Linked DNA regions of Mus musculus: region 2 is linked to region 1. A link is a loop called in an ENCODE intact Hi-C map of the cell type or tissue named here. Cell type or tissue: gastrocnemius. All regions are shown on one strand. Each heading gives the region's core, and the rest is flanking DNA. Links, peaks and the distances in the headings are about the cores only.

Evidence for each region. Peaks named below come from ENCODE experiments on the same cell type or tissue, not always from the same donor. Only the 100,000 strongest peaks of a DNase experiment are listed, where the experiment ranks them.
Region 2: it touches region 1 in a loop (4-fold over the local background); 34 of 42 quality-filtered maps call a loop at or near these places.

What each region holds. Positions count from the first base shown.
Region 1 is chr7:46,001,196-46,017,227 of GRCm38, forward strand. Abcc6 (ATP-binding cassette, sub-family C (CFTR/MRP), member 6) reads right to left here. Exons shown (of 31, transcript NM_018795.2): 7 at 15,188-15,319; 8 at 14,219-14,398; 9 at 12,874-13,051; 10 at 11,299-11,460; 11 at 7,591-7,683; 12 at 4,242-4,445; 13 at 3,925-4,071; 14 at 1,383-1,470. Among named protein-coding and RNA genes, the nearest start is that of Abcc6, 21 kb to the right of the region's middle. In gastrocnemius, for the core only: a CTCF peak has its summit at 8,613 (motif pointing left); DNase peaks (open chromatin) are centred at 8,636 and 12,317; H3K27ac peaks cover 1,281 bases.
Region 2 is chr7:45,933,222-45,949,253 of GRCm38, forward strand. It overlaps Ccdc114 (coiled-coil domain containing 114), which reads left to right. Exons shown (of 15, transcript NM_001364168.1): 5 at 3,050-3,172; 6 at 3,335-3,448; 7 at 6,434-6,501; 8 at 8,439-8,626; 9 at 8,838-8,972; 10 at 9,357-9,439; 11 at 9,540-9,708; 12 at 14,162-14,325; 13 at 14,402-14,499; 14 at 14,761-14,839; 15 at 14,920-15,742. The coding sequence ends at 15,423. It also overlaps the pseudogene Gm9712. Among named protein-coding and RNA genes, the nearest start is that of Ccdc114, 17 kb to the left of the region's middle. In gastrocnemius, for the core only: a CTCF peak has its summit at 10,239 (motif pointing right); no DNase peak of the experiment used is centred there.

The DNA of each region.
Region 1 (16,032 bases), core at 4,727-12,726:
GCCCTGGCCCTGCTATCTACTTACTTGACAGCAATCCTACAACAATGACATTGTAATTCAGGGACAAGTGGCCTCATCCAGGGGTTCAAATCCTACCTGCTGCCTTTTTTTTTTTAAATAAATAAGGTTTGAACGAGGTGTTGTGGCTCATGCCTGTAATCCTGGCACCTGGGAGGTTGAGACAGGAGGGTGATGAGTTGGAGGCTAGCCTGGGCTACAGAGTAAATGTGATGCCAGCTTGGGCTATATATGAAGATCATCAATAAAGGTATTTATTTATGTATTTAAGTAAATAAATAAGTAATCTCAGTGTGATGGTTTGTGCCTGTAATCTCAGTATTTGGATGGTGGAGGCAGAAAGATCATGAGTTCAAGTCCAACCTTAGCCTCGTAATAAGTTCAAGGCCAGTCTGGTTTACAATACCCTGTCTCAAAAAGCCAAAAAATGGAGGGTCCAGAGAGATGAGTTAGTAGCTAAGAGCACTGGCTGCTCTTGTAAAGGACCTAGGTTAAATTCCTAGTACATACACATGGCAGTTCACAACCGGCTGTACCTCCAGTTCCAGGGGATCTGATACCCTCTTCTGGCCTCCCTGGGCATCAGACACTCACAGGTACACAGACATACATGCAAGTGAAACCCTTATACATGTAAAATAAAAATAAATTTCTCCTAATTTTTAAGCCAGAAATTTAAATAAGTAAATAAACGCATTAATTTTGCAAATGTTCTAGCCTAACTGTGGTACTTAATGTGATCTCCAAGACAGCCTCCCCTAACCCCCAAAGTAGATGCTTGGACCCTGAAGATGGGCACTGAGGCTCTAAGAGGTTAACGTGTCAGAGCTGGGATTCAGATGTGTCCCTGGGGTGAGGTATTCATCCCAAAGGCAGGATTTTAAGTACCAGTGGGCATGTTCCAGATAAGCAGGTTGACCAGATGTCTCATTTATATTAATTGAGTGGGAAACTGTCATCTGGTGACAGGCCATTCTCTGCCCTTCTTCCCTGAAGCAATTAATTAAAGTCACATTGGCAGTGGCTGAAAGTGGCAGGATTGAGCAGGGGTGAGAGGAAGTGGGGGTGAGGTAGGGTGAAGAGCAGAGAGGAATTGAGCGGGGGCACATGTGAGTCCCCTACACTGATGTGCTGATTTGAGTCTTTAGCTTAACAATATGTCTATGGTTCTCGATCTAGACTTCTGCATAAGGGTAAGTTCTTGATGGGGTACCTGCTTCTGAGCACCTAGGTAGCATCCCACAATGCTCCACTAGTCAGCACTGTACACTGGCAGAAGATGTTGGGTACCAAGTGACACGACAGTAAGATCTATGCTGTCTGTGGTGTCTTCGTCCCCCTCCCCTGCCCAGCTCAGCACTCACAGCGCCTGGAGTTACTCGCGATCATGCCATTGGGGTCTACTTCTTCCAGGCACAGGAAGGCAGCCAGCCGGTCAAAGGACACTCGAGCCTGGAGATACAAGAGTGGGCCAGACACCAGACTAGAAGGGCTTCCGGGGACCCAGCCCAATATTGCTAGATGCTGGAATATCTGTAGCTCATGGGAAACAATGACCTTGACATGGGTGGGGACTTTTCTCTGCTCCTCAAGTCAAGAGAGAGAGAGAGAGAGAGAGAGAGAGAGAGAACAGAATAAACCAGCTGCCTCCAACTAGGTCTGAGAAAGGGACTGCACCTTTTCCAACAGCACCCAGCAACACTGTTGAGTAACTTCCAACTCTGTTCACTGGGGGTGCTCTTGAGCACCCACTGCACACCTATACGTGGTGACTGGAGGTGATCATTGCAATACAGATGGCCTGGAGCTGAGGAAATAGCTCAGCGGGGCAAAGTGCTTGCTGTGCAAGTATAATGACCTGGGTTTAAATCCCCAGAGTCCACGTAAAAGCTGGTCACGGCAACCCATGTCTGTCTTCCCAACATTTGGAGAGTGGAGACGGCTGGCTCCCTGGAGCTCTCTGGCTAGGCAGTTCGGTCAAATGGTAAGCTCTGGGTTCAGTAAGAGACTGTCTCAAAAATTAAAGTGGGGTAGAGGGAGGGATCACTAGCACTAAGGATTTTCTAGTGGAAACCCTGCTATTTTAGAAGCTTCTATGTGTATATGCATGCAGGTATGTGTGTATATGTATTTAATTGGAGTTACCCTACACAAGGGATAGTACTTCTCTCACAAATCATGCATTACTTAATAAGATACTTAGTGTCAGATGTGGGATACCTCACCTCTGACCTAGAGAGACCCCTAAAACAACAGTTGCTCTCAGTGCCCACCAAAGCTCGATGGGAAGACCCTGTTGCTGAAGGCACAACATACTTTGGTCATAGGGAATGGAGAAACCGAGTTGGTTGGGTAGCTTCCTCCCTGCTGGCCAACTCTTATAGTACCAGGGAGGTGCTATGCAGGCTGCTCGAGGAGAAAGACACCGACTCCCTTCCTGGCTATGAACCCTGTGGGCCCCAATGGCCATGGAAAGATGTGCTTGTGTGCAATAGTGGTATGCATGCTATTGGGTAACCGAAGGTTTTCTGATTGGATTTCAGGCCTGCTCCACAGGTGGAAACACACATCTGTTACTATAAATCTGGCCAATAAGCCGTGGTTGGGGAGCTTATAGGCTATAGGAGTGAACCTCCTATTGTCATGTTGCCAAGTGGACTTCATATTGAACTGTCTTCTAAGAGTGTAACTCTATACCTTACGTTAGTGCAGCACACAGAAACTTAGAGCTGGTCTGAGTGCAGGGAATAACTGTCTGCAAAGAGCTCACCTACAAATGTGACTTCTGTACCACATCCCCTTTCTGCAAGGCTCAGTCAATGTAATGGAAGAGGGAGCAGGAAAACACACACACCATACACCACACATACACACATGTACTCACACACACACAACACACATACACACTCACACACATAACACTCACATACATATACACTCACACACATACATACACCACCCTCACAAAACACATACACACTCACACTTACATACATACACTCACACACACATCACCCTCACATAGCACACACACCCCACACTCACAAAACACACACAAACATACAAACTCACAGACAACACATACATACACACCACATTCACACAACACACGCATACACACTCACACCTACATACTCACACAACACACATACTCACACACAAACACACATGCCAGAAGACAGGAGAAGAGGAAGAGGAAGAGAAAGAGAAGGAAGAGGATTGGAGGAGGGGGGGAGAGGAGGAGGAGGGAGAGGAGCAAGAGGAGGAGGAGGAAGAGAAGGAGGAGGAAGAAGAGGAAGAGGGAGGAGGAGGAAGAAGGAGGAGGGAGGAAGAGGAGGAGGAAGAAGAGGAAGAGGATGGAGGAGGAGGACGAAGAGAAGGAGGAGGAAGAAGAGGAAGAGGGAGGAGGAGGGAGGAAGAGGAGGAGGAAGAAGAGGAAGAGGATGGAGGAGGAAGAAGAGGAGGAGGAAGAAGAGGAGGAGGGAGGAGGAGGGAGGAAGAGGAGGAGGAAGAAGAGGAAGAGGATGGAGGAGGAGGTAGAAGAGGAGGAGGAAGAAGAGGAGGAGGAGGGAGCTAGAGTGGGGAGGAGGAGGGAGGAGGAGGGCTGGAGGAAGCAGTTCAATCATTCACTCTTCCTCCTTTCCAGCAGGTCCCAGGATGTGTGTTGGGAAAGACAAAAGGCAGAGAAACAAAGGACCCCTCTCCAGGAGAGGACCAGGATGAGTTCCTGAGTGTAAAAGCAGCATGTTCTCTAGGATGCTTGCTGAGGCTCCACTGCACCCTCTGACCCACTTCTGATGGTCTGGCTCTACTCTAGCCCTTTCCCTCCCCTCCTCTGCTGACAGTGGTCCAGGTGTGCTGAGTGGGGCCCAGCTTTCTGACTCCTTGACCCTCCTCACACCTCACCTGAACGATGCAGTGCACAGAGAAGGGGAGGAAGGCCTGGGCTTTGTTAAGGATGCTGAGCACTGTGAGCGTCACAAAGGCCTTCTCTGCATCCATGGCATTGTCCTCTGCCACCAGGGTGTGGACAGCAAACACGACCAGCGCCACCTGTTGAAGCACAAGGGTGGCACTGAGCCTGCTGTCCATTTCCGGTGGACAGAGCCCACTGAGGTGTCTCTGCAGTCCATAAGATGCAATGCTGCTGGTACCGGCTCTCCACCCCAAGCATGCCCTCTCCCAAGCCTCTGGCATCTGCAGTGAGACCAGAATGACGTCACCAGAAATGTAGACACTTGGAAGGACACGAGAGACACAGAGAAGAGGAGGGTGGAGGTCTTCAGGGCGCTGAGCTCCTGGCCCCGGATGTGAAGGAGTCGCTCCAGGAAGGCATGCTCCCAGCCGTGGGACTTGATGGTTCTCACAGTTCTGAGCATGGAGCTGGTGAGCCGTGCTCTGGAGGCCTTCTGCCTCATCTGTTCTTCCTGAGACAGGAGAGAGGAGGCAAGAGAGGGACCAGCCTGGAATTCTCCATCCCTATGGCCCCTGCGGTTGCTCTGCTGCAAACCTTGCAGATTCTTTCCCCAGGAAAGCCCAGCCCAGCCCAGCATCTTCGACAGGGTCCTGAGCTACACTACCCTCACCCTGGGCTTTCACTCCTCCCCAGCGCTGTCTCAGCCACCTGGGCCTGCTGTCACTGCACCAATCAGAAGCCACCAATGGGCGTGATGGTGCTACCAAGAAGGCTTTCTGGAGGTATGGGTGTCACTTGAACTAGATCTTAATGAGGAGAACAGGAAGCTGCAGGTACTGAGTACATAGAGAACAGGCAGCCGCAGTAGGTAATCATAAGAGAGAGGGTCCTTCAGAGAGGGAACAGTATGACTCAAAAGAAATCCAGGGAGACTGCAGGAAAGGGAGACAGTGAGTTGGTTCTTCAGGGAGAGGGGAGGCTGCAGCAGGCAGGGCTTCGAGGTCAGGCAGAAGGGTTTAGGGTTTCATGTTTCATGCAAGAGTCTGTAGGGCAGCTTTGTGGACAGTGTCTTTGAGGCCACCTGGTTAGCAAGGGGAAGACAGCATGGACATCTACTGAGAGGGTGTCCAGGGATCTGCAGAAGCAAAACTAGGGAGGTGGCATGCGTGTATGGAGAGGTCAGGAGGGCTGGGGGAGGGTCACAGAGTGGAGTAAGGTACTGATGATAGAGAGGGTGGGTAACACGGGAGGATGGGTGACAGTGGAGGGAGGGTGACAGCAGATGGTGTGTGATAGGGAGGGTGGGTGACAGGGGAGGATGGGTGACAAAGAGGGTGGGTGACAGTGGAGGATGGGTGACAGGGACAGTATGTGATAGGGAGGGTGGGTAACAGGGGAGGATGGGTGACAAAGAGGGTGAGTGACAGTGGAGGGAGGGTAACAATGGACGGTGGGTGACAGCAGAGGGAGGGTGACAGTGGAGGGAAGGTGACAGCAGATGGTGTGTGATAGGGAGGGTGGGTGATAGGGGAGGATGGGTGACAAAGAGGGTGGGTGACAGTGGAGGATGGGTGACAGCAGAGGATGAGTGACAGGGAGGGTGGGTGACAGTAGAGGGTGGGTGACAGGGAGGGTGGGTAACAGTGGAGGGTGAGTGACAGGGAGGTGGATGACAGGGAGGTGGGTGACAGCGGAGGGTGGGTGACAGGGAGGTCACAGCAGAGGATGGGTGACAGGAAGGTGGGTGACAGGGAGGTGGGTGACAGCAGAGGGTGAGTGACAGGAAGGTGGGTGATAGGGAGGGTGGGTGACAGCGGAAGGTGGGTGACAGGAGAGGGTGAGTGACAGGGAGGTGGGTGACAGGGAGGGTGGGTGACAGGGAGATGGGTGACAGGGGGTGGGTGACAGGGATGGTGGATGACAGGGAGGTGGGTGACAGCAGAGGGTGAGTGACAGGAAGGTAGGTGATAGGGAGGGTGGGTGACAGTGGAAGGTGGGTGACAGCGGAGGGTGGGTGACAGGGAGGTGGGTGACAGCAGAGGGTGAGTGACAGGGAGGTGGGTGACAGGGAGGGTGGGTGACAGGGAGGTGGGTGACAGGGATGGTGGGTGACAGGAAGGTGGGTGACAGGGAGGTGGGTGACAGAAGAGGGTGGGTGACAGGGAGGTGGGTGACAGGGAGGTGGGTGACAGCAGAGGATGGGTGACAGGGAGGTGGGTGACAGGGAGGTGGGTGACAGCAGAGGGTGGGTGACAGGGAGGTAGATGACAGGGAGGTAGATGACAGGGAGGGTGGGTGACAGCGGAAGGTGGGTGACAGCGGAGGGTGGGTGACAGCGGAGGGTGGGTGACAGGGAGGTGGGTGACAGGGATGTGGGTGACAGAAGAGGGTGGGTGACAGGGAGGTGGGTGACAGAAGAGGGTGAGTGACAGGGAGGTGGGTGACAGGGAGGTGGGTGACAGGGAGGTGGGTGACAGGGAGGTGGGTGACAGAAGAGGGTGGGTGACAGGGAGGTGGGTGACAGCAGAGGGTGGTTGGGGCAGTGAAGAGGAACAAGTTCATCTTCCTTGACTTTCCTGAACACTCTCCTCTCCTTTCATCAGTGCAGGGTCTGCTGTGTAGTCCAGGCTGGCCTCAAACTAACTATCCTCCTGTCTCAGCCTCTCTAATACTGGGATGACGACGGGGGCCTGTTCTCCTCTCTCTCTCTCTCTCTCTCTCTCTCTCTCTCTCTCTCTCTCTCTCTCTCTCTCTCTCTCTCTCTCCCTTTCTCTCTCTCTCTTTGAGGTAGTTTCTCACTAGTAGTCCTGGCTGGCCTGGAACTTGCTATGTAGATCAGGCCGGTCTCAAAGTCACAAAGATCCCCCTATATCTGCCTCCTGTATGCTGGGTTAAAGGTGTGTGCCACTACACCTGGATCAACCGCTTTTGCTTTCATGTGCATTTATTTATTTTGTATACACATAAGCATGTGCGTGCTGCAGGGGGCATTTAGAGGTCATGGGACAACTTTCTCAATTTGGTTCTCTCTGTTCACCACGTGGACTGTGGGATCAAATTCAGGTGGTCAGGCTTGTGAGCAACTGTCTTTACCTGCTGTCTTTATCTCACCAGCCCTTATGGTGTCCTAAACGCCACCTACTGCCCGAGACGCTGAGCCTACCTCTGCCCTCAGTGCTTTGAAGCTTCTAGTCTCACAGCTGTGAGATCTCTGCTAGGAGAAGTGCTGTAGAGATAAAATCTGCAGACGCAGGAGACAGGGCTTGACAGACAAGGCATGGCTGTGTGGGGAAGCAGAGTGGGCAAGGGGGAGAAGAAGGAAGCAAGATCAGGTGACAGAGGCCGTGATGGGGTCGTAGGCTTCGACACTAAGCCATATCAGCAAAGGAGATTTGGTTTCTTTGGCTGCCACACGTCCCCCTGGCTGAGCGTGAAGGGGCTCAGAGTCAGGAGCCATTGAGGGACAACAGCTTGGGGCCACTATGGGAAGGGGCCACGCTCTAGAAGGAACAGAGGCTTGTCCAAGAGTCACAGGTCTGGCAACACAGGACAAGGACAGACCTAAAGCCTCCTCTTGCCTGTCCCTATCTCTGTCACCAACCAGAGACCCATGGTTGTTCCTCTGTCCAGGATGCCTGCATCCCCAAATGCCAAACCTGATGGAAGCCCCTCTTCTTGGTGATGAAGAAGTTCAGAGGGAGGAGGCTCAGGAAGACAGCAACGGCTGTGAGAGCAGAGGGTCCAAGGAGCTGGGGACAGAGGGCAGGGTGTCATGAGACTCCAAGGGTTTGGGTCACCCCACTTCCCAGGGTTGGGAATTCAGGCGTGTGCTGCTGTGCCTGGCTTTTTATATAGGTCACGGGCGTCTGCCCTTGGTTCCCCATGTTTACTAAGTAAGTACTTTGTCGGCTCCCGATCCCTGCTCCTTTTGAATGATTATCTATTGAGGTGACATGGTCACAGCACGCATGTGGAGGTCAGGAGATGACGTTGTAGGGTCAGTTCCCCCTTCCACATTTATATGGGCTTCAGGACCCAGCTTGGGTCTTCAGGCTTGCATCCTCGACAGCAAGCACAGTAATTTGCCCCCTGAGCCATTTTGCCAGCACACTCTCTGTTGCTGAGGCTGACCTAAACCCCTGCTCCTCTTTCCCTCACCTCCCAAATTCAGTTGTTACAGGTATGTGCCACCACACCCACCTCTCAGGGCTCGCTGTTAATCTACCCTCCATCCCACCTCTTAGTGGGGAGTTACCAGTCACCACATTAACAAACAAATCTACAAAGTTGTGGTTTCTGAGCTATATGGGCAGGTGTGTGTGTGTGTGTGTGTGTGTGTGTGTATTTAGTGTAAGAATGTCTCCTGCAATACTAGAGAAGCAGTTATACTGAGTGATTACTCAGTTTATTTAAAATGTCACAGTTAACCTGACACCTGTGTTTTGTTAATCTTTCCCACCAGGGAAATCTTGTAAGGGCCGGTGCCTTTGGTCTAGTTACCTAGGAGATATGGTGGTGGGAACAGACTAAATGTTAAAAAAAAAAAAAAGTCTTATTGTGCTTTTCTGAGATTTCCTCCACCCCAACTCCAGTCTCTGTTTCTCTCATCTCTAATCTCTGGACTACAGTGGGCCAGTTTGGTTTATTCATGCAACTATTCCACCACCTAGTGGCTCAGTGGAGAACTGTCCTGAAAGCCACTGGCAGCCTGAAGTAGTAAGGTCACCCTCCGGGATATTTTCATTTAGCCGTAGCACCCACAACCCACCATCTTAGTAAGCCTGGGGCAGCGTGGTGGTCCTCTGGTGCCAGGGCAGAGGCAGGGTGCAGGGCGTTACCTGTGGCTGCTGTGGTCTCTGATCATTACCAGCCTTGGCCTGCTCAGTGCTCCCAATTGTTTACCACATCCTCCCTCCTTCCCTGTCTTTCCTATGATAGTGGCCAGCTTTTCAACACTGCACACAGGTGCTGCTTGAATGCCTGTGTGTGCTTGCTGACCACCTACTGTGTGTAAGCCTTGGAATATTCAAATGTCAGTGTTCACAAATAGACTTCTAGCTGAGCATGACAGCTCACATCATTAATTGCAGCGACTCCTGAGGCTGAGGCAGGAAAAGCACAAACACCAGCCTGTGTTTACACCGAGGTCAAGGCCAGCTTTTTAGTGAGACCTTGCCTTGAAATTAAAAAAAATATATATATAAATATTTATATATAAACATTGTATATAGCCGGGCGTGGTGGCACACGCCTTTAATCCCAGCACTTGGGAGGCAGAGTCAGGCAGATTTCTGAGTTCGAGGCCAGCCTGGTCTACAGAGTGAGTTCCAGGACAGCCAGAACTACACAGAGAAACCCTGTCTCGAAAAAAAACCAAAAAAGTAAAAAATAAAATAAATAAACAAACATTGTATATAAATATATCTATATTATATAATATATTATATACTATATAAATATATCATAAAACATATGGTACTATATGTAATAATATAAATTATAACATTATATATAACATATTATATATAATATAATATATAAATATATAGTATTTATATATTATATAATTGTTATATAAATATGAAAATATGTTTTTTAAGGACCAAAGATGTAGCTCAGTGGAAAACTGCTTGCATGGCATACACGAGGCACCACAGAGATAAATAAGGAAACTTTCAATGGTGGTGATGGCTCCCCTCACATATCAGATGGCAGCTAACAACACTATGCAAGTGAGCACTAGGTACTGTGCAAAGCACCTTAGATACACAGCCCGAGAATACCTAATCCAAAAGTTGGAAACTAAGTTCCCCAGATTCTGAGAGCACCAACACGATGCCACATCGGGGAATTCATGCCTCATCTTACCCTGGTCACAGGCAAGATGCAGAGGGCTGTTAAAGGCATTGCTCAAAATGGCCTTTGGGCTATGCCAATAAGGCACCCACAAACCACATAGACTTTCTTGTTAAACTCAGCTTATATTCTCAAGCTCTCAAATTCATGTCTACCATTCCTGAATCCATACCCAGAGCCCCGCTGGACCCAAGTGATTGCATCAGACAGAGGCTGCCCCTCAGACAGAGGCTGCCCCTCAGACAGAGGCTGCCCCTCAGGCAGAGGCTGCCCCTCAGACAGAGGCTGCCCCTCAGACAGAGGCTGCCCATCAGGCAGAGGCTGCCCCTCAGACAGAGGCTGCCCCTCAGGCAGAGGCTGCCCCTCAGACAGAGGCTGCCCCTCAGGCAGAGGCTGCCCCTCAGGCAGAGGCTGCCCCTCAGACAGAGGCTGCCCCTCAGGCAGAGGCTGCCCCTCAGGCAGAGGCTGCCCCTCAGGCAGAGGCTGCCCCTCAGGCAGAGGCTGCATAAACTCTGTCAGGTTCTCTGGGTCTCACCCATGTAGAACCAGGAGCCTGCTTTTAGTTATCCTCTGTTCTTAGAACCAAGGAATTGTAGCACAGGGAGGGTGAGTTAGTAGTGTGACGTTTAACAGCAAGTAAATGGTAAGAGCAAGATTTAAACCCAGGCAGCAGTCCATGCACAGCCAGAGCCAATAATAATAATAATAATAATAATAATAATAATAACAATAATAGTGATAATAGCAGATGCTTTTGTATCATGAAGCAAAAGGAAGAAAAGGTTTCCCGGCTGATGCCATGGCACTGTGCTTTCTGCACGTGGCGGCAATTCTTCCCCGGCACTATGTTTCAGCCTTGTGTTGGTGAGCATGGTTCAGCGGCACCAGCCACTCCAAAACATAACGGATTCGCCTACTGAGTTCCCCGAGAACCCACTGAGAATTGGTAATAGTAAGGATCCCATCTGGGTGGGCACACGCCTGTAATCAGGCACTTACAAGGTGGAGGCAGGAGGATAGAAGCTCAAGGCTAGCCTCAGCTATGTCATGAGTTTGAAACTAGCCAGGGTTACACAAGGTCTTGCCTCAAAAAACCCAAACCCCAACCTGAACCAACCTAAAACCCCAAAGTGAACTCATCCACATTATCATCAGCATTTTGAGAAAGAGAAAGAACTCAGTGCTGGAGGGGGCTAGCCTGGGCTTGAACCTGAGCAGAGGTCACTCTAAGACTCTTCACTTTGTATCAATTTACAGATGGAGACTGGGTTTAGGGAGGAGGAGGAGGGAGGGGAGGAAGAGAAAGAAGAGGAAGAGGAAGAGGAGGAGGAGCAAGGGGAGGAGGAAGAGGAGGAGCAAGGGGAGGAGGAAGAGGAGGAGGAGCAAGGGGAGGAGGGAGAGGAGGAGGAGCAAGGGGAGGAGGGAGAGGAGGAGGAGGGAGAAGAGGAGGAATAGGAGGAGGAGGGAGGGGAGGAGGAATAGGAGGATATGGAGGCCCAGATCCACACCTGCCACAGGTAGACAAAGCACACAAAGATCCACAGGAAGAGCAGCCACAGCCCGTTGAGGTAGATGATGCTCTCGGCCAGCCGCTGGATGTCCACCGACACCAGGTTGACCACGTCCCCTGCTGCGCTGGACTTTCTGGAACCACTGGACAGGACCAGGACCTGGGCCGGTGTGAGGAAGAGGGACATGTGAGGAGGGAGGAATGGGAGTGGGCACTGAGTGCAGGCCCAGCCTCAGTTTACCACCTATGCAGTGAACCTGTAAACTTTCCCAAGCTAACTCCCAGGGTTGGGCATGGGGATCTGGGGGGACACTGTAAGTAAAAATTACAGAAAGCTAGACCCGGGTGATCTGGGCTCATTTGCCCCCTGTGCTAGGGATACCCATGTCTGTGCTGAGAGCAGCCTCCTCTCCTCAGATGTCAGGGACAGATGCAGGCTACACTGTACTGATGCTGGGGTCACTCTGGTGACTGCAACCAGGCCTGTGGGTACACTGCATGGACCAGCTGTTAAGAAGTGAAAAGTGATTCCAGGATCAATGTGGACCCTATTTTACAGCTAAGGAAACTGAGGCGCCGAGAAGCGAAGCAACTTGCCCTGAGTCAGAGTCAGAGCCAGAGACCCATAGGCCAGGAATTCAGGACCCCTAAGGCATGGCACAGACAGGACAGGGTGTTAGATTGTCCCAGCCTGACCTTCCTGACCATTACTGCCTCCAGTGCCTCTTTCTCCAGTGGCTTCTGATCTGCCAGCTACTGAGGTCTCAGGACCCAGCGTGAGGAACACTGGCTCTTCCTGCCTGCTCTGTGCTGTGTGAGAGTTAATGTGATCCAAGGTGTAGAACTCCCCACTCTGCAAGTCTTCACAGAGGGCCAGCTGCAGCCCCACCCACGGGGACTTCCCACCCCTGCTGCCTCCTGAGAACTTCAGTGGAGCCAGGCTTGTTGGCACAGCTGGAGTTTGAGTGACAGAAGCAGAGCTCAAAGATGTTTATAGTTCCTTTCAATGGGCAGCCATGCTAAGAGCCAAGAAGGCGTCTCCCTGGGGGTCAGGTTACGTCAGCCCTCTTCTGAGGATCAAAGGCTGCCTTGCAGGGCAGGCTGTGTTTCCTCTTGAGCTCAAAGCCTTGGAGACTCACAAGGGATGTAAGCATCCTGGCGGGACTACAGGTTATCCTGTGTCCCTCCTCTGCACAGGCAGGCTAGAGAAACAATGGATACCTGGAAACTGCCATTTCCCCAGGAGCCCCACGCTGGGAGAAGGAAAAGACTGAAGCCGGGGTGCCAGAGAGGAGCTTGTCTTGGGAGAGATCTCACAGTGTCTTAACAACTTGCCAGAGACAGATGGTTGGGGCCACCCCCAGCCAGAACTGCATAGCTACACATATCTCTTATTCTCACAGTCAGGATTCCAGAGAAAGACTTAGGGGGAAGTCACTGTCCCTTGCTTGTTTAATTAACAGATTGGAGAAGGTACCCAGATCAGGGCCCGATCACAGAGCGTTAACCAAGGAGGTAGGAGGACAGGAGACTAGGCCGTATGGATGCTCACACTCCCGCCCCTGGCGCTCACCTTTCTGTACACCAGGCCAGTGATGGCTGTTCGCAGCCTCATCTGCAGGACCTTGGCTCTGTACATGTGCTGCTGTTCAAACAACGTCTGTAGGCAGGCTGCCGCGAACATCAGCACAGCTAGGAGCCAGCCTGTCCACGCCGAGGAGTTGCGGTCACCCATGAACTCCAGAAACAGACTGGGATGCAGGAAGAGGGACAGCAGTGAGGCCTAAGCCATCTGGGTGCAGGGTCATCGGGGTCATGACCTCTACCCTGTCCATGTTTCTTTTCCATGTGACTTTTTTTTTTTTTTTCTTTTTGAAACAGGGTGGGGATGGAGGTCGTGTAGCTCAGGTTAGCTTCAGACTCACTATGCATACCATGAGCTTGAGTTTCTGATAGGATACGGGCATGTAGGTGCTAGGGATCAAACCCAGAGCTTGGTTGACAAACACTTGACCACTGAACCGACACAAGCTGAAGCCCTGGTTTGGCTCTAGTTGGGGCTAGGACTCATTCTGTGTTTCAAGTCTCAAGCTGTGACCCTACTACCCCCAGGCTCTTGGGCGCTGTCATCACAAATCCCAATGCCAAGCCTGGCTTTACTTTCCATTTAGTAAGTGATGTAGGCAGGCCTAGAGCCCATGGTGTAGCCCAGGCTGGCCTGGAACTTGCAATCTTCCTCCTTTAACCTCTTGAGTAAGAATGACAGCTCCTCACTGCCAGGCTTTGCCGTGTGTGTGTGTGTGTGTGTGTGTGTGTGTGTGTGTGTCTGTGTGTCTGTGTGTCTGTGTGTGTCTATGTATGTTTGTCTGTGTGTGTCTGTGCCTGTGTGTGTCTGTGTATCTGTGTCTGTGTATCTGTGTGTGTGTATGTCTCTGTGTGTCTGTGTGCCTATGTCTGTGTGTCTGTGTATGTGTGATTTTGTCCTGTCTCCCTGGCCATGTCCAGTAGTACTTGAACAGTCCTGCCCTAGTCTCTTAGAGATGGAAATTGCATGGAGCAAAGCCTCGGTGAGACCATTTCATACATCTCTGACCTACTCAGCCATCAGCCACAAACACTTGAGTGGGCCCATCCAGTGGGATCCAGCCCAAACTGCCCATCCATACATCCTGATCAGCTGAGTGCGTGAATGCCTGTGACTTTAAGCTCTAACCTTGGGGACGATAGTTTAGCAGCAAACCTTAACTGATACAGCCCTCTGCCCTCCCGGGATCAGTCACTTTCTCCTGACATGTGTCCCCCACTTCCGCAGACTTATTGCACATGTGCTGTGGTCCTGAGTCCCTGATGTACACACAGAGGCAGAATTTTTCCTCCCAGGATGCCACTGAGGTACCTCAGCCAGAGCCAGAGCCTACCTGAGGAGCTTGGGAACAGCAAACCTGAAGGCATCGCTAATGACCAGGCTGAGGGTCCCCAGCAGGAAGGTGGACCGGAACACGCGCCAGATAGCCCTGAGTAGTGGGCCCCTCTGACTCCTCTCTGGCTGCAGGAAGGCCTCTGTCTCAGGGGCCCCCACACTACTGTGCCCTTTGTGCCTGGAAGAGAGGAAACATGGGCACAGGGCCCAAGTTATATTCAATGGCTGTAGCAGACCAACAAATTCTGGTCATTTATTATTGTTGTTTTGAGACAAGGTCACTCTGTAGCCCTGGTTGACCAGCTGACAAGTGCCCTAGAGGCCAGCTGCTGAATGCTCTAGAGGCCAGCTGATGATAAGTGCTCTAGAGGCCAGCTGATGAGTGCTCTAGAGGCCAGTTGCTGAATGCTCTAGAGGCCAGCTGATGATAAGTGCTCTAGAGGCCAGCTGATGAGTGCTCTAGAGGCCAGCTGATGATAAGTGCTCTAGAGGCCAGCTGATGAGTGCTCTAGAGGCCAGCTGATGATAAGTACCCTAGAGGCCAGCTGCTGAATGCTCTAGAAGCCAGCTGATGAGTGCTCTAGAGGCCAGCTGCTGCTGCTGAATGCCCCAGAGGCCAGTTAATGGTGAATGCTCTAAAGGCCAGCTGACGAGTGTTCTAGAGGCTAGCTGCTGCTGAATGCTCTAGAGGCCAGCTGATGATGAGTGTTCTAGAGGCCAGTTGCTGCTGAATGCTCTAGAGGCCAGCTGATAAATGCTCTAGAGGTCAGCTGATGAGTGCTCTAGAGGCCAGCTGATAAATGCTCTAGAGGTCAGCTGATGAGTGCTCTAGAGGCCAGCTGATGAATGTTCTAGAGGCCAGCTGATGAGTGCTCTAGAGGCCAGCTGCTGGGTGCTCTAGAAGCCAGCTGCTGCTGAGTGTCCTTTACCAGGATCTCTCTTGAGCTCCGGCCCACCCCTCACTCACCCTGGCAGCCCATTGCAGCTTCTCCTCCATTCTCTTTCCAGCTGGGAAACGAGTTCTTCTGAAGAGTTTTCTCTCCCAAGTGACCAGAGGTCTTTTGGTCCCAGCAGCTTTTTGTAGCCCCTCCATAGCAGTCTGTGGAAGAGGGGTCAGCAGAGCAAGCTCCTCCTGCTGTCTCCACACCCCATCTTGCTCCCTGCAGGTAGCTGCGTGACCCCTGGGAAGCCACCTCTGCTAGGTCCTGAAGGCAGTAGCCACCCCTGGGGGAACCCAGGTACTTTTAAAAGACCCCCTTTTAAAGACCTGGGACATAAAAATGACTGAATACTTAAAGGACACTGGCATAAGAGGGGAACAGACCCTCTCTGGAGTCAGAAGTTCAGGGTCCAAAAGTTGTTACAGATCTTTGATCTTTCCAACAACTCGAAGGGGAAGCTCTTGTTGGGTGCTGGTTGTCTCTCTAGGTCCTGCCAAGTGTCCTCGTAACAAACGAGGGCAAGCAAGCAATAGACCACTCTGTAAATGGTTAATTGCTTGGGGGTCCTAGTGAGCAACATGACAGAGTCTGGGTGACATTTCAGTAGGACACAAACAGACAGCACAGCTGATGGGTGCTGTGGTTGGGAGCAGGGTTGAGGCACTCGCTCGCTCCTCCAGCCTGGGATCCTCTAGAAGATAGACTTGGCCTTTTCAATCTCACTCCTGGGGCTTAGCTTGCAGTAGATGCTTAGTTAACACATCAAGTGACAGAGGCTGCGTAATAGATGTGATTTTATTCCGTACCTGCTATGAACACGCTGAGTATAGTCTATTTGATAGAGGTAGAATTGCACCCATTTTACAGAGGG
Region 2 (16,032 bases), core at 3,388-11,387, 69 kb before region 1:
ATCCCAGTCCTGATCCTTTGGTGATGAACAGCAGTATGGAAGTGTAAGCCAAATAAACCCTTTCCTCCCCAACTTGTTTCTTGGTCATGATGTTTGTGCAGGAATAGAAACCCTGACTAAGACACCAAACTTTAAAAGTTCCAGGCTTTAAAAAGTTCCAACTCTTGGGGCTGGAGACATGGCTTAGCGGTTAAGAACACTGACTGCTCACAACCATCTGCAATGGGATCTGATGCCCTATTCTGGTGTGTCTGAAGATAGCTACAGCATACTCATATACATAAAATAAATAAATCTTAAAAAATGTTTCCAACACTCTTTTTAAAAAGATTTATTTATTATTATATCTAAGTACACTGTAGCTGTTTTCAGATGCACCAGAAGAGGGCATCAGATCTCATTACAGATGGTTGTGAGCCACCATGTGGTTGCTGGGATTTGAACTCAGGACCTTCGGAAGAGCAGTTGGTGCTCTAAACCACTGAGCCATCTCTCCGGCCCTCCAACACTTGAAATATGGATAGAGTACCCAAAGGACAATTCCAGAGGCTTAAGAGAGGAGACTTTGGCTTCCAGGGGTGACATTCAGCCGGTGGTTCGGAGAGACATACCTTCCACTTTAGACCATGGCCAAGTTCATCCATAACTTTTCGGAGAAGTCACCATCGATGGTGGCCGCAGCTGTGACTTACTCGAAGCCTCGATTGGCCACATTTTGGCACTACGCCAAGGTTGAGCTGGTTTCCCCGAACCCCTGGTGAAATCCCTACAGCTATTCAGAGTGTGAAAAAAATCATTCAAAGTGCTAAAACTGGTAGCTTCAAACACCTTACAGTGAAGGAAGCTGTGCTGAACGGTTTGGTGGCCACTGAGGTGTGGATGTGGTTTTATATCGGAGAGATCATAGGCAAACGTGGCATTGTTGGCTATGATGTTTGAAGACCAAACTTTAATTTCCGAGTTGAGTTCTTATTTGGATGTTCTTGGACCATGTGTAACAGGACTGCTATCTGAATAAAATACTAGGTGTTGAAAACACTGCTGTGTTTTCTCTGTCAAGAGGAGACTTTGTGGGCAGTCCAGAGGTTACGGGGGATGCGCCCTTGAAGGAAGTAGCAGGATCCTTTCTTTCAGCCTCTGCATCTGGGCTCCTTGGGGAGGGGGCTTGTTCTGAAGCTGGGACCCCACCATCGCTATCTAGGGCTTTCTCCAGGCTTCCAAGGCAGGGGGGGGGGCGGTGATAGAGAACTGAGGAGAACAGTCAGTTCCAGCAGCAGCAGCAGAGCACTGACTTAGAGTTCCGGTAGACCTGTGGGTTTTGAGTTGTCCCAGCTGCCCCCAGTGCTGTGTGACAGCTATACCTTAACCAGCCCAGTTCAAGCAGCCCACCAGGTGTCTGTGTAATAAGTCAGGAGCCATTTGTAAAAATAATATGCATAGATCAAAAAAATGTTCACTTTAAATTCTTTTCAAATTTTCTTTTTATTTCTGATTTGTGTGTGTCTGTGTAAAGTATGTGCACAGAGGTACCCATGGAGGCCAGAAGAGGGCGTCAGATCCCCCTGGAGCTGGAGTTATAAGTAGTTGTGCATGATGTCAGGCGGGTGCTGGGAAGGCAAGAGCAGTAAGTGCTCTTAACCCCTGAAGCATCTCTCCAGCTCTAGATTTTATTCGTATTCTTTTTTTTCCCTGTTGAGATGGAGGTTCTCTGTGTAGCTTTGGCTGTCCTGGAACTCACTCTGTAGACCAGGTTGGCTTCGAACTCAGAGATCCACCTGCCTGCCTCTGCCTCCTGAGTGCTGGGATTAAGTGTTTGCTGCTGCCACTTACTGCCCGGCTGTTGTGATTGAAAACTGCATGAGGGTGATTGTGGATTCACATGAAGTTTTAAGAATGGCGAGGAGAGTCCCCCCCACCCCACCCCCAGCCCCCGCTGTACATTTCACTCAGTGTTCCCCAATTTGGATCTTTATTTCATTCGATTTTTATCATCGCTGTTGCTGAAAACTGGTTCAGAAAAATGTCACCTCACTGAAAGGCAAACACTGCCACCTTGTGGTAATCCCTCAAGCCACCAGGGGCATGTGGTAGGCCACCACCTCGGCCCACGTGCCCTCACAGGGTATATATCATATATCCTCTCAGCCCCAGAGACCACTGGCCAAGATCAAGGTACAGGCTGGGTTGTTTTCCCAGCGCTTAGCAGGAGCCTATCCCCTTGCTCCTGGTGTTTTGCTGACCCTGTTTGGTTGGTTGGTTTTTGTGTGTGTGTGTGTGTGTGTGTGTGTGTGTGTGTGTGTGTTTGAGACAGGATTTCACCATGCAGTTCTGGCTATCCTGAAGCTTTCTCTGCTGGCAATCTGTCTTTAGGTCATATTCTGAGGCACCGGGCATCAGGGTGTTTGACGGGTATCTCTGGGGATACTATCTAGCCGATATCAGTACAGACTCCGACTCGGTCACCATCATTCATTCAGTCTACACTCTGCTGAGCAAGTCCAGACACAGCAAGAGCTCAGAAACCAGGTCATGTGGGAAGCTGGCAGGGTCGCTAGGCAGCCTTAGCATCTCAGACTCCTTTTAACTGCTGGCCTTAGTCTCCCAGTATCCTCCTCTTTCTGGGGACTGTGATAGCAGCAACCCAACCCTTCCATCTCATGTGCATCTTCAAAAACACCAGGAGAGTCAGAGACAGGTAAATCTCCGAGTTCAAGGCCAGCCTGGTCTTCATAGCGATTTCCAGGACAGCCAGGGATATACAGTAAGGCCCTGTCTCAAAAAAACCAAAGCAGAGCAAAGCAAAGCAAAGCAAAGCAAACCAACAAACCAACCAGCCAAACAAACAAAAAAGGCTACCAGATGAGGGGCAGAGCTGGCTAATCAGGGGCCACAGTCCCTGTGTTTTCCCGGACTTGGGTCCAGTGGCTACAAGGGCATTTTGGCCTCGTTGGGCGCTGCAGAACAGAAGAGGGCTGCCGGGGCTGCCGGGACAGCAGATGTCCTTGATGCATCTCTCCCAGGCATGTGATGGATGCTGCGTTCCCTCCAGATCCAGGACTGGGAGACCCATGTCCTCACGCAGAGTAAGGAGGCCTCGGCTCCCGATCTCATCATGTACCAGAAGATGAAAATCCAGAGAAGGATCAGGATCCTTGAAGACCAGCTGGACAGGGTGTGTGCCCTCCAGCTCTCCAGGACAGGCTTGGCATGAAGGGTGTCGGGAGGCGGGCACTGTGGGCTTGAGGGTCCCCTTAGATGGATAGGAACAGGGTGGTCCCCACCTCTGACACGTACCTGGGCCTCATGAATGCTCTGACATCCCCCCCCCCCCCAGGTCACCTGTCATTTTGACATCCATCTGGTGAGGAATGCAGCCCTGCGGGAGGAGCTGGAGCTGCTGCGCATCGAGAGGGGCCGCTACCTGAATATGGACCGCAAGCTGAAGAAGGTGGGGGCTCGGAGCTCTGCCCAGTCAGTCCTTTCCCTCCCCGAGTCCACGGGCCGGGCTCCTGGGCCCAGGCTCACCCCAGCGCAGGGGGAAAGAAGAAAGAACACACCTCTCCTTCATCTCACTCCCATGCACAAACACCAGCTTCCCGGTGAGCTCTGTCATCTGGGGCAACCTACAGGCCCACCAAGCCGTTCATATCCCCCGAGATCTGAGCACCTTCAGAGCCCTTTGAGGAGCTAACATTCTCTCCCTCCCTCCTTCCCTCCCTCCCTCCCTCCCTCCCTCTACCCTCCTTTATAAAACTTCTATATCAAAACAATTTTAAACTTGTAACCATACACAGAACTTCTCTATACCCTTCACCAGGATATATAACACCCTTGCCTGAGTAACGCCCACCACCCTGGCCAGTGCCATATATGTATATGTTTATGTATGTACACTTGGATAGGTTTCTTGAGAGTCTTATTTTATAGCCCAAGCTGGGACTTGAGCTTCTGTCAATCCTCCCACCTCAGGGTCCCTTTTGCTGGGTTACAGATAGGAGCCATCATACCTGGCTATGGTTGGTGATTTGCCTCTCTCTGTCTCCTCCTGTACCTTGGTCATTCTTGCTCCATTCCCCACTCCCCTCCCACCATGACCTTGGTGTGGTGGGAGTGTCTCGGCCAGCTGTGTTTTTGGGGAGGAGGTCGCTTGTATGGACCATCTGCTTTGCTTAGTACTCTGTTGGAGGCAGGGCACTTTAAGAAGAAGCTGGGCTTGGGATTTGGTGTTCAGGTGTCACAGCCACGGAGGAGATAGATGCTCTGGCATGGAGTCTCCTTTGATGAGTCTACCATGCCAGAGATCCGCACTGTGCGCTCTTGGTGACAGCTAACGCCGTTGCCTGAGTAACGCCCACCACCCTGGCCCGTGCCACATTCTTACTAGGTTCAGCGTTGTGACTTCAAGGTGAATGTTACAGTTACTACACTGGCCATGGACCTCTGTCACGGATGCCGCCTCGCTGTCCCCTCCCTGTGCCCTCTCCTGCTCTCTCCTCCCCTGGTCCTATTTCCCCAACAAGTTCCCATTTTCTTTCTCTTAAGAAAAAAAATCTTGCCTTCAAATATTTAATTGTGTGCATGTGTATCTGCTCGTGGGTTTGTCCGTGCGCACACAGGAGGTCCTCTGGAGCTGGAGTTGAGTGATTGTGAGCTGCCCAAGGTGGGTGCCTGGAAGTGAACTCTTAACCTTTGAGCTATCTCTCCCACGTCCTGTCTTTTTTATCTCCCAGTGGGAAGTAGGGATTGGAAAAAATCAAGATTTAGGCCCCATGCAACCCCATTGTGTCTATGTTGTTGGGTTTTCCTGTCCTGTCCTTTCCTCCCTACAGAGCATCCCATACTGTCAGAACACTGTGGGCAAGTGGTGTCCTGTTAGCATGGCCCGCCCCTGCTATCAGTCCCTCCTTCCCCTAGGAGGGTTTTGGTGTGTTCATCTGTTCAAAAACTTCCTGGCCCAGCTCTTGTTTCTGTCTTCTGCATGGTTCTATGTCTCATCTGGAACACTTCATTCACCTCTGTTTGGGGTCAGTTTTTTCATTCTGAGGTTTTGGTGACTGACTGACTCTTCCACTGAGGTGTGGCCCCACCTGGGCTTTGTATTACGTTTCTGTCTTGTCTTTGTTGACCTAACTTTTCTTATAAATTTGTGAAATATTAACAAGCCAAACAAAAACAGTTCCAAAAATTTGGGCACAGTGATGCACACCTGTCTTCCTCTGCAGCAGAGGCAGCAAGGTCGGTGCAGGGCAGCCTGGGCTACAGATCTATATATATCTATATATACCCTGTCTCAAAAGAAAAGGCTCTGGAGTTCATGCCCAAGCTCCTGACCAGACCCTCAGCCCATTAAACCAAACCAAACCAAACCTCCAAAAACCTATCCCAGGAACCACCCCTCCCCCTCTACTTTGTATTTAATGGCCCTGCATTACTTATCTCCCTAGTTTCTGGGCTTATCCACCTCTAGATTATTTTTGCAAAGGTGTGTGTATGTGTGTGTGTGTGTGTGTCTTTTATCCACATGCACGTGTGTTTGCTTTACTTTATGTCTATGAGTACACTGTCGCTGTCTTCAGACACCCCAGAAGAGGGCATCGTATCCCATTACAGATGGCTGTGAGCCACCGTGTGGTTGCTGGGAATTGAACTCAGGACCTCTGGAAGAGCAGTCAGTGGGCTTAACCACTGAGTCAGCTCTCTTTTTACTGAAAATATGTGGCTACTACGGAGAAGTTAGAAAACAGAACAGCAGGTCATGGCGTGTTACATATCGAGGTGGTGAATTTTATAGAGAAAGGAGATTGGAGGTGAAGAATCCAAACTGACCAGGACTGCTTTCCCTAGGGCCTTCTTGGTCCAGCACATCATGGCAGATAGTATAAAGGGTGGAACATGGGCATAAAGGAGATGGCAAATCAAGGGAGAGGCAGAGGGCTGGACCTGGACCTCTGTCTTTTTTGAGATCAGTGTCTTTAGCAACCTTACATTAGGCACTACCTTCTGAAAGTCTCAGTAGTTCCCACTATGGCCGCCCAGAGACCAAGCTCCCATCCCAAGACCCTTGGTGGAAACACCACACCAAACCCCAGGATAGTAATGACACCTACACAGGTTTCCAAACCCATGGGCAAGTTGGGCTAGGGCTTTGTTGCTGGGTAACCTCTCCCACATGTCCTCCTGATTTTCCCCTTTTGGGACCTCATTGAAACCCCTTTTCTGATTCAAGGTCAGTCTGATCTACATAGGCTCAGGATAGCTGGAGATAACACAGTGAGGCCCTATCTCAAAAACAAAAGCAACCCCCACCAACACAAACAGAAATAAAAAGTCCTTTCCCGGACAGAGGCTCATAGGAGGGTCTGCAGTGGTAGGAGTGGGACTGCTCCTTCTTGGTGCAAAGGCTGGAGGAAGCCAGCTCATTGTGTCCCTGTAGGAGATCCACCTACTCCGGGAGATGGTTGGAGCTCTCAGCACATCCTCTACTTCTGCTTATACTGCCAGGTAAGCTCCCCCACCCCCGGGGGCACTTGGGTAGCAGAGGCAGTAAGGGGTGGGAGCCAGGAGGCCTGGAGACTCATAAAGAAGGGTGGAACCTAAAAGATACCCCCAACTCTTCTGCCACACCCTGTTCCTTGGGGGTATATAAATGGGGAATTCCATCTGTGACAGCTTCAGACCTGAAGAATGTAATCAGGGCTGGGTCCCAGGGGCAGACACACAGCCCTCAGGCACAGACATGCCAGATGGGATTGGTAGTGGAAGCTACTTGGGTGCTGGCTTCCCTCGCTATCTAGGCTTTTTGGCTCTTGGCCCTTGGCTCAGTGCCTGCTTCCTCTCTCAGGACCTTTGATCCTGGGGCATCAGTAAGTCCACCTTAAGACCTCCCTCCCTCCATCCCTTCCTCCCTTCCTCTCTCTCTTCTTTGTTTTTTGAATGCTCATTGTCTGCGTTTAAAAGTGTATGCCAGCCTGATGTGATGGTGGGTGGTGCTTGCCATTCCAGCACTCAGGAGGGAGAGGTAGGAGTTCAAGGCCAGCCTTAGCTACAAATCCAGTGTGAGGCCAGCTTGGGCTGCACAAGACCCCATGTCAGACAACAAAAGTGCACAGTCCAGGCGCATTCGCCATGGTGGACAGCCGTTGCTCTATCCAGACACTTGAGCAGCAGCTCTCTCCTTTTCCAAAGCTCCAGCAGACCTCGAATTTCCTCTTTGCCTCTGGTGTCCTGAATGTTCCACAGACAGGGTGAGAAGCGTGTCTCCATCCTTGGTGTGTCTCTATCCTTGTCCAGAGCACACATGTTAGTTCTTCACTCTTTCTGCTGGCTGTTCTGTGATTTCTCTCTCTTCTTGATCTTTTTTCTTGTACACTTATTTATTTTGTGTGTATGTGTCTGCATACATGCACGCATGCATGCTCACGTCATGCATGTGGAGGTCAGGATAACCTGCAGAGGTCAGCATTCTCCTGCCACCCCGTGGGATCTGCCACGTTGTCATGTCTGGTGGCAAACTCCTTTACCCGCTAAGCTATCTCCTTAGCCAAAGTCTGATCTCTTACCTTTGCCACCCTCCACCGCTCACCCCTACCACCTAGGTCCAGCTTCTCCACACCTTGGCTGGCTTTTGACCTCTGGCCATTTGTCTAGATGTACTTCTGTCTTTGGTGTCTTGTTTTCAACTTGCTCTCTAGTTCTAACTTCGAGGAAGGGAATCCGATTAGCTAGTAACTCTCTGCGGATGACATATCGGTGAGTTCATTGAGCCACCTGGGGTGAGCTGTCAGGTGGGGCACAGGGACAGGCTGGTTTCTGTTCTGGGAAGGTATGGCTTGACCAGCCCACAGGTTCTTGGGACTGGGCCTTGCTCTGGAGAGGCCATCTATGTTAGAGAATGACTAACTAGCCCTCAGGGGTGGCTCTGGGAGGAACCCCCCAGGGCAGGCAGAGATGAGATCAGGATTAGAATAGCCTAGGGCAGGGGCTCTTTGCCATTGACCCGTCAAAGCATCAGGCCCTTATTCCCAGCCAAGCAGGGCAGGCACATCATTCCTGCCTTCATGGGGTGTGCTTGAGTATGGAAAAGACCCAACTCCCCAGTCTTACTCATTTCTAGCTACAGACCATCCAACCTTCAGTGTCACCCAGGCTGTCCTTTCTGAGTCTGGGAATAATCTCTGGCAGGGCCTGACTACCTCCTTTGGCCCTCTGAGTAAATGATCAGATGATTCCTGGCCTCTGTGTACCCTGTGTGTCCACCAATCTTGTCATAGCTAGTCCTGATCCTGATCTAGGTCTTCCAGCCTAGAACTTTCTCTGCTCTTTGTGAGCATCCTTGGGAAGCCACCTGGCACCGTCCTTTTGTAGGCCCAGGCTGACCCCAGCTCAGTCACCCATCTTTTTTTTTTTTTTTTTTGACTTACATGCCCCTCCTGTCCCAGGGAAGAGGCCAAGACCAAGATGGGCATGCTTCAGGAGCGCGCAGAGAAGGAGCTGGCTCAGAGTGATACGGAGGCACAGATCTTGCTGCGACAGATATCGCATCTGGAGCAGCTGCATCGATTCCTTAAGCTCAAGAACGATGAACGACAACCGGATCCCCGTGTGGTGCAAAAGGCAGAACAGCGAGGTGAGGCCAGTGCTTGCACCGAGCACCTAACTCAGGGCCACTACAGCTATCATCATCCCTAGGCCCTCAGAGAGGGTGAAGCCCCTTAGGAGAAGGTGGGGCAAAGACTAGTAGAGCTGGTGAGCCGGCAGGGCAGAGCCTGTTGGAGAGCGGTGGGGAGTGGGGGCCTTATCCAGGATGCAAACCCTCAACTTCCCCCTGTTACCCATAGACTGGGAAGTGTCAGAAGGACTCCGAAAGACCTCCCAAGAGAAGCTAGTGCTGCGTTATGAGGACACTCTGGGCAAACTGGCCCAGCTGACCGGCGAGAGCGACCCTGACCTTTTGGTGGAGAAATACCTGGAGTGTGAGTGGGCAGAGTGGACGAGAGGAGGCGGGGCTACCCAGCACCACCCAAAGCACGGCACACTTGCCTTGCCCTGGGGATCCTGCCTTGTCTCCAGTTTTCATTCTGTTGCTTGGTGTGCCTCCCTTGCATCTGCCTCTGTTTCTTTCCATATGTCTCAGACTTCCTCTCTCCATATCTGTCCCTTGACCCTCTCTGTCTGTTTCCTTGGGCCTTCCCAAATCTTTTACCAACCCTGTCTTTCTCGGTGTGTTGGTGCCCTTCTGTGGCTGTTCCTGTTTCATCTGTCTCTGTTTTTCTGCCTTTGTTTCTGTCGCCTTGCAACCCTTAGTGATCCTTCTGTTTCTAACTCCATCCCTCTGGACCCCCCCTGCACACCCCCAGTGGAGGAACGCAACTTTGCTGAGTTTAACTTCATCAATGAGCAGAACTCCGAGATACACCACCTTCAGGAGGAGATCAAAGAGGTGAGCAAGGCCCACCCTCCTTACGCCGCCCCACCTCCCAGACTCCCATACCCTCTCCCCAGGCCTAGAGCGGACCCAGCTCCAGCCCCTGTCTCTGCAGATGCAGGAAGCCTTAGTCAGTGAGCATGCCAGTCAGGATAAACAGCGCATGCAGCAAGAGCAGCAGTGCAAAATGTTGCAGCAGGATGTGGACAAGATGTGTTCTGAGTCAGAGCAGCTGGAGGGTCGCTTCCAGGTGCTCCGAGGTCAGCTGGAAAAAATCAAGACTGGTAAGTCCCGCAAGGTTCCCTCTCCCAGCCGGAAGCTCTTCCTTAGGAAGGATGCAGTGGGCTTGTGGGGAGCTGGCCATGAAGGCATTACGCGTTTGCTACTCCGTCCTTCCCTTGTCTTTTGTCAGCCCATCTGGGGTGCACCTGTCCGTCCATCCATCCATCTGTCTGTTCGTGAATGTCATGTTGAGTCATAAGGCTAAGGTACTTTTATATTCACTAGAGAATGCTAATCAGCTCTCCAGAGCAAGTCCACATTTTCTTTTTTTTTTAACTTTTTTTTTTTTTTTTTTAAGATTTATTTATTCATTATATGTCAGTACACTGTAGCTGTCTTCAGACACTCCAGAAGAGGGAGTCAGATCTCATTACGGATGGTTGTGAGCCACCATGTGGTTGCTGGGATTTGAACTCTGGACCTTTGGAAGAGCAGTTGGGTGCTCTTACCCACTGAGCCATCTCACCAGCCCCACATTTTCTTTAAAAAGAACCATTTATTTTATGTATGAGTGCCCTATTTGCATGTACACCTGCATGCCAGAAGAGGGCAGCAGATCCCATTACAGATGGCTGTGAGCCACCAAGTTATTGCTGGGAATTGAACTCAGGACCTCTGGAAGAGCAGCCAGTGCTCTTAATCTCTGAGCTATCTCCCCAGCCCCCAATTTCTCTTTTCTTTTGTTTTCTTTCTCCTTTATCTCTTTCTCTCCCTTGCTTGCTTGCTTCCTTCCTTCCTTTCTTTCTTTTTTCTTTAGTTGTTGGTTTGTTGTTGTTGTTGTTGTTGTTTTGGTTTGTTTTTTTTTTTTTTTTGAGACAGGGTCTTATTATGTAGCGCTGGCTGTCTGAACTCACTCTGTAGACCAGGCTGGCCTCAAACTCACAGGGATTGGTCTGCCTCTGCTTCCCAAGTACTGGGGTTAGAGTTGTGGGTCACAATGGCAATTTCTCCTTTTATGCCTTTGTGTGCACATATGTGTGTCTCAGATGTAGCTGTGCCCACTCCCTAGTGTCTCCCCATCACATTCTGTTATCACTACAGCACTCACTCAATGTGGTTCCCAAGCTGTCAGTCTTTACTAAGATTGTCACCCTATTGTTATCTCTAAGACATTCCTGTTTGGCTTTGTGCTCTGTGTGTGTGTGTGTGTGTGTGTGTGTGTGTACACGAGTGTGCCATGGCACATATGTGGAGGTCAGAGGGCAACTTGTAGTAGTTGGTTCTCTCCTTTCCCCATATCTTGGGATCAAATTCAAGTTGTCAGGCTTGACAGCGAGGATCTCCACCTACTGAGCCGCCTTACCAACACATATTTTATTTACTTAAATAGTTGGGGAGAAAATAGTTGAACATCTTAAAAATTAGATTTATATTTTTTATGTAAGAATGGACTGCCTACATTGTATGTATTACATCATATGCTTGTGTGATGCTTGAAGACGTCAAAAGAGGGGATTGGATCCCCTGGAACTGGAGTTACAGATGGTTGGGAACCACCATGTAAGCGCTGGGAATTGAACCTGGGTCCTCTGCAAGAGCAACAAGTGCTCTTAACTGTCCATCTCTCCAGCCGCCATTTTTTAGTATTGAATTAGATTATTTTTCTTGTTCTGAGGTATAGGGATTGTTTTGATTCTGGAAATACTTTTTTTGTATGGTTGCATACTCTCCAACTTCTTGCATGAACTGAAATTTATCTAACGCTTGATACAACGTACTCAACTCCCTTTTGTAATTAGTTCTGGCTGTCTTTGCTACCTTGTGGGTCCTTCTTTCTTCCACCCTTCCAACCTCATAACACTAGGTAAGTGAGAAAAGGAAAGAGATGCCTGGATAAAGTCAGGGGTCAGAGCGGGGCACTATCGTTAGACTACTTCCTGCTCACTGGGCGTGTTGAATTCCTTGAGGCAGGCTTCATCTTTGCCATTAGGATATCTGCTCTGCTCTTGTTTCTTCTTTGTGCATGACGACTTAACAAATTGTGATCATCGGCAACCAACCCACAACCAAGAACCCACCAACCAACCACAGCCCACCCCACCTCTCAGGGCCCTAGCATGTATAGAGCGTCTGAAAAGACCCCAGCATTCCAAATGTCACAGATCACAGAAACTATCTGCAGCTGGCCAAACCCCAGCTGGCATAGTCAGCTGCTGTGGACAGTCTGAAGCATCCCCAAATCCCATACCTGGGATGAAGACGAAAACATATTCTTATAATATTTCTATGTATTTTAAAGAAACCAAAACTCCAAAATTGTCAGTACAATCAGTGGCTTTGTGGTATAAGAAGTCTTTACCTATTTGAGGTTGCAAAGGTATTTTTTACTAGAATTTTGTTTGGCTTCTGCCTTAGGGTTTTTATTGCTGTGAGGAAACACCATGACAAAAAATAAGTTGGGGAGGAAAGGGTTTATTCAGCTTCTACTTCTACATTGCTGTTCATTACCAAAGGAAGCCAGAGCAGGAACTCAAACAAGAGCAGGAACCTGGAGGCAGGAACTGCTGCAGAGGCCATGGAGGGATGTTGCTTACTGGCTTGCTTCCCCATAGCCTGCTCAGCCTGCTTGCTTCTAGAACCTAGAACCATCAGCCTAGGGATGGCACCAACCACAAAGGGCTTGGCCCTCCATTTAATTGAGAATATGCCTTACAGCTGGATCTCATGGAGGCATAGCCTGAGCTGAGGCTCCTTCCTCTCTGAGAAGTCTAGTTGACACACACCAACCAGTAAGGTTCCAATGTGAGAGTCTGGGCCTGTCCCAGATGAAGTCACATGTGTAGGGAACTGGGTGCTGTTATCTGTTTCTGTCTTCCTTTCTTGGTATCCGTGCAGCTGAGTGAGATTCAGAGACTGGCCATGTGGCTTTTGGGTCCCAGTGCTCTTGACCTAGGTGTGTACCTCCCTCTTTCTGGGTCTCTAGAAATGGCTGAATGTCTAGTCTATAGGGCCAGCTAGGGCTCAGCTAGGGCAATGGTAGAGAGTAAAGATGGAGAAGCACAAAATGGTGTGGGGTTCCAGGAGGCCTGCTGGGGCTCATAGCAGAGCTCAGCAGGTAGCCCTTTTCTCTGATGCACGAATGTGTCTGTGTTGTCTCACCAGAAACTTTGACATTTTATTGTTGGCCTTTCATTTTGACACCCAATGGGATGGTAGCACACTAGCTACTGTGCTACTTTTATTTATTTTTTAAAAGATTTGTGTATTTATTTATTTATCTATGTATGTAAATGAGTACACCATTGCTCTCTTCAGACACACCAGAAGAGGGCATCAGATCCCATTGCAGACTCTTGTGAGCCACCATATGTTTGCTAGAATTGAACTCAGGTCCTCTGGAAGAACAGTCAGTGTTCTTAACCACTGAACCATCTCTCCAGCCCCTGTGCTATTTTTATTTGTTTTTCATTTGTCAATATCTTGAAGTGTGTCAGCACCACCATAATATGGCAGTGTGGTAATACGCTGGAGGATGGTTAGTGCCGTCTTGATCTTGGTTCCTGCATATCCCACTTATCGGCACGAGCATCATCTTGTGGTCTGTCCCATCAAAGCCAAGAACTGCAGAGCATCAAGTATAGGCATTTCTTACTCACAGTCTAGCGGCCAGGAGAGCTGGTCCTTCGGAGGGCTGGGAGGGAAGGTTTGCTCCTCTACGTCTCTTTGTCTCTGGCTGGCTTCATTTTCCTGTCTTGTAGCCTACCACACTGAATGCCTACACTGTGGGTCCATTCTGTTTTCCTTATTTTCACATGTAGGTGTCCATGTAGGTGTTTTGTGTATGTTTATATGTGTGCGTTTCCCCATCTGTTTCATAAGGTTAGGGGTGTCTGAATCACATAGTGTGTCCTCTTGTGTTAGGAGTTTTGAGGGGCCTTGTCCCCTCACAAATCACATCCCGAGGTGCTGGGGAGGGAAAGGGTTAGACTTCACCTATAATGATGACTGTTGGCAGAGTTGTCCCTCTTTGGGACAGTTAGGTGATTTCTGGTGGTTTGCTGTTATTTCCTGTTAGTGGAGTGGCCGAGACACCTTTAGGAAGATATAAGCACAAAAGAGAAATCAATTGATATGTTTAAAGAACATCCAGAGCTGTCATGAGGCTTCTAAGCTGGAGGGACAGGCTCACCTGTGTGGGGAGGCAGGGCTCAACTGTGGTGTTTCTGTCATGAACAGGCTTCTGTTTGCCTGTTAACCAGTTAAACACCACAGGCCATATGGGTGAGGGGTGAGGGGTGACCTGGTGACTTCTGGGATGCATGTGTTCCAGGTGGGATCTGAGCCCTGCCAAGGTAGCATCTTGGCAACTCTCCCTTTACCCTCTCGAAGCTGAGGCTAGGCAGACATTGTGGCTGGCTGGGCTGCGCAGGGTCGCTCACTCTTTGAAACTCACCTTTGCAGGGAGGCTGTGAGGGAAGCACGGGGCCCCGACACAACGTCCCTCTCTCATCCCAGATATCCAGGTGCTCTTCGACAAGGCTAAGTGTGACAGCAGTGTCATCAAGGATCTCCTTGGGGTCAAGACCTACATGCGGGACAGGGACATAGGCCTCTTCCTGAGTACCATTGAGAGGCGGCTGGTGCAGCTCCTCACTGTGCAGGCCTTCCTCCAGGTCCAGGTGGGTAGGCAGGCACTTGGGTGTGGGCGTCCAGCTTGGCTAAGCCTGTGCTAACTCTAGGCTTCCCCACTCTCAGAACCTTGCCCCTTTGGCTGATGCTGCACTTCTAGCACTGGGCCAGAGCCTACAGGAACCCTCCAAGAAGACGACTCCACTCAAGCCTCCTGATACCATGTGAGGCTTGGGCCAAGCAGGGAAGGGGGCTGACCCCATGGGCAAGACAAAAGGGGTCGGGTGGAGGGCACTTTCAGTGTGACTTTCAGATGTGGCTTTCTCGGACACAGGGGGTGACTTGGGAACTTGGAGGGAGGTGGGAGTAGAGTGGGAAGATGGGGTGCTGTTGCTCCAAGGGGGTGGGGACAGAATCAGGAGAGCTGGAATCTGTGTACGAGGTAGAGCTCTGAAATCAGACTTTCTCCCTTTGTCCCACCTGAGGGAGGACTCCTCAGGGGCTGTAATCAAAGAGGATTACCCTATGAGCAAGGAGGAGTTGCTAAGCCAAGTCATGAAGTCGGTGAGAGTGGAGCCCCTGGGTCTGGGGCTGCGGGGAAGGACTTCTAAACCTGTTGAGACCCTAATGTTGCCCACCTCCAGCTGCAGCTCCAGGACGAGGAGGAGTCCGCCAAGAAGCTGGACAGCAGCCCGAGCTTGACTCTCTCCAGTCCACAGATCTCCCTGGTCACTGTCCCCAAGCATTCCAAGAAGACCAGTGTAGTCCCCGAATCCATCCTGAGCCACAAGACGAACCGAGGCCGTGGCACTGGCTCCGTGAGCCATGTCACCTTTGGTGACTCTGCCTCTGCTGCAGGCCCTGTGGCCATGGCTTCTGCCAGTGCCAGTGGAGCACCTGTGTCCAGTCGGAGCTCCCAGGGGGGCCGTGGGGGCTTCAAACCCACGAGCTCCAGCAGCTACCTGGGGTCTACAGGCTACCTAGAGACCAGCAGAGGCCGCGAGAGCACAGCAGGCGGCGTTCACAGCCAGAGCATGGGATCTGAGTTGAGTAGAGGCCTCAGTTCCAGCAGTGGCCATGCATCCAGTCCTGCCCCTCCCTCCAGGCCCAGCTCCTCTACTAGCAAGGACTCCAGGGGCTACAACTAGGGCTGCGGGTCCCTTCCTGCCTCAACTCTTGGCAGGTTTTCTAATGTCTGCCCTGCTTCTCCCTAGAGACTCCTTTCTAATCCCTGTAAGCCCAGGCCTCTTCGGTTTCCCTCTGTCTCTTCCCATCTTTCCCCATGGTTACTGCCTCTGCCTTGGCCTTGCCTCTCTGTTCTCATCCTCCTTGTTTCCCATCTTTACCTCCTCATCTCTCTCCCAAGCTTCCCTCCATCCTATGTCTCTGTCTCCTAACTGGATTGCCCTCCATTGACTAGGTGAACTGTAACTATAGGAAATAAAGGTCAGAGCCCTGTTTTTCCAAGCCTGGTTCCTACAAGTGTGTTCAGACATGGCTTCATCTGTTTCCAGCTCAGAGAAAGACTTGTGAGCCCATCCCTAGCTCTGTCTACCCATGCATGCATGCATGCATTAATCCATCTGTCGGGGTCTGGGAATCACTACAAAAACTGCCCACATACCATCTCAGTCAAATTGGGCTGGTTTATTGAAGGCACACCCCAAGATCAGGGATACAGTACAGACTCAGGAGCTAAACTGCAACCACCAGCCAGAATTCTACAGAGCTTTTAAGCCTGAGATCCACAAATATCT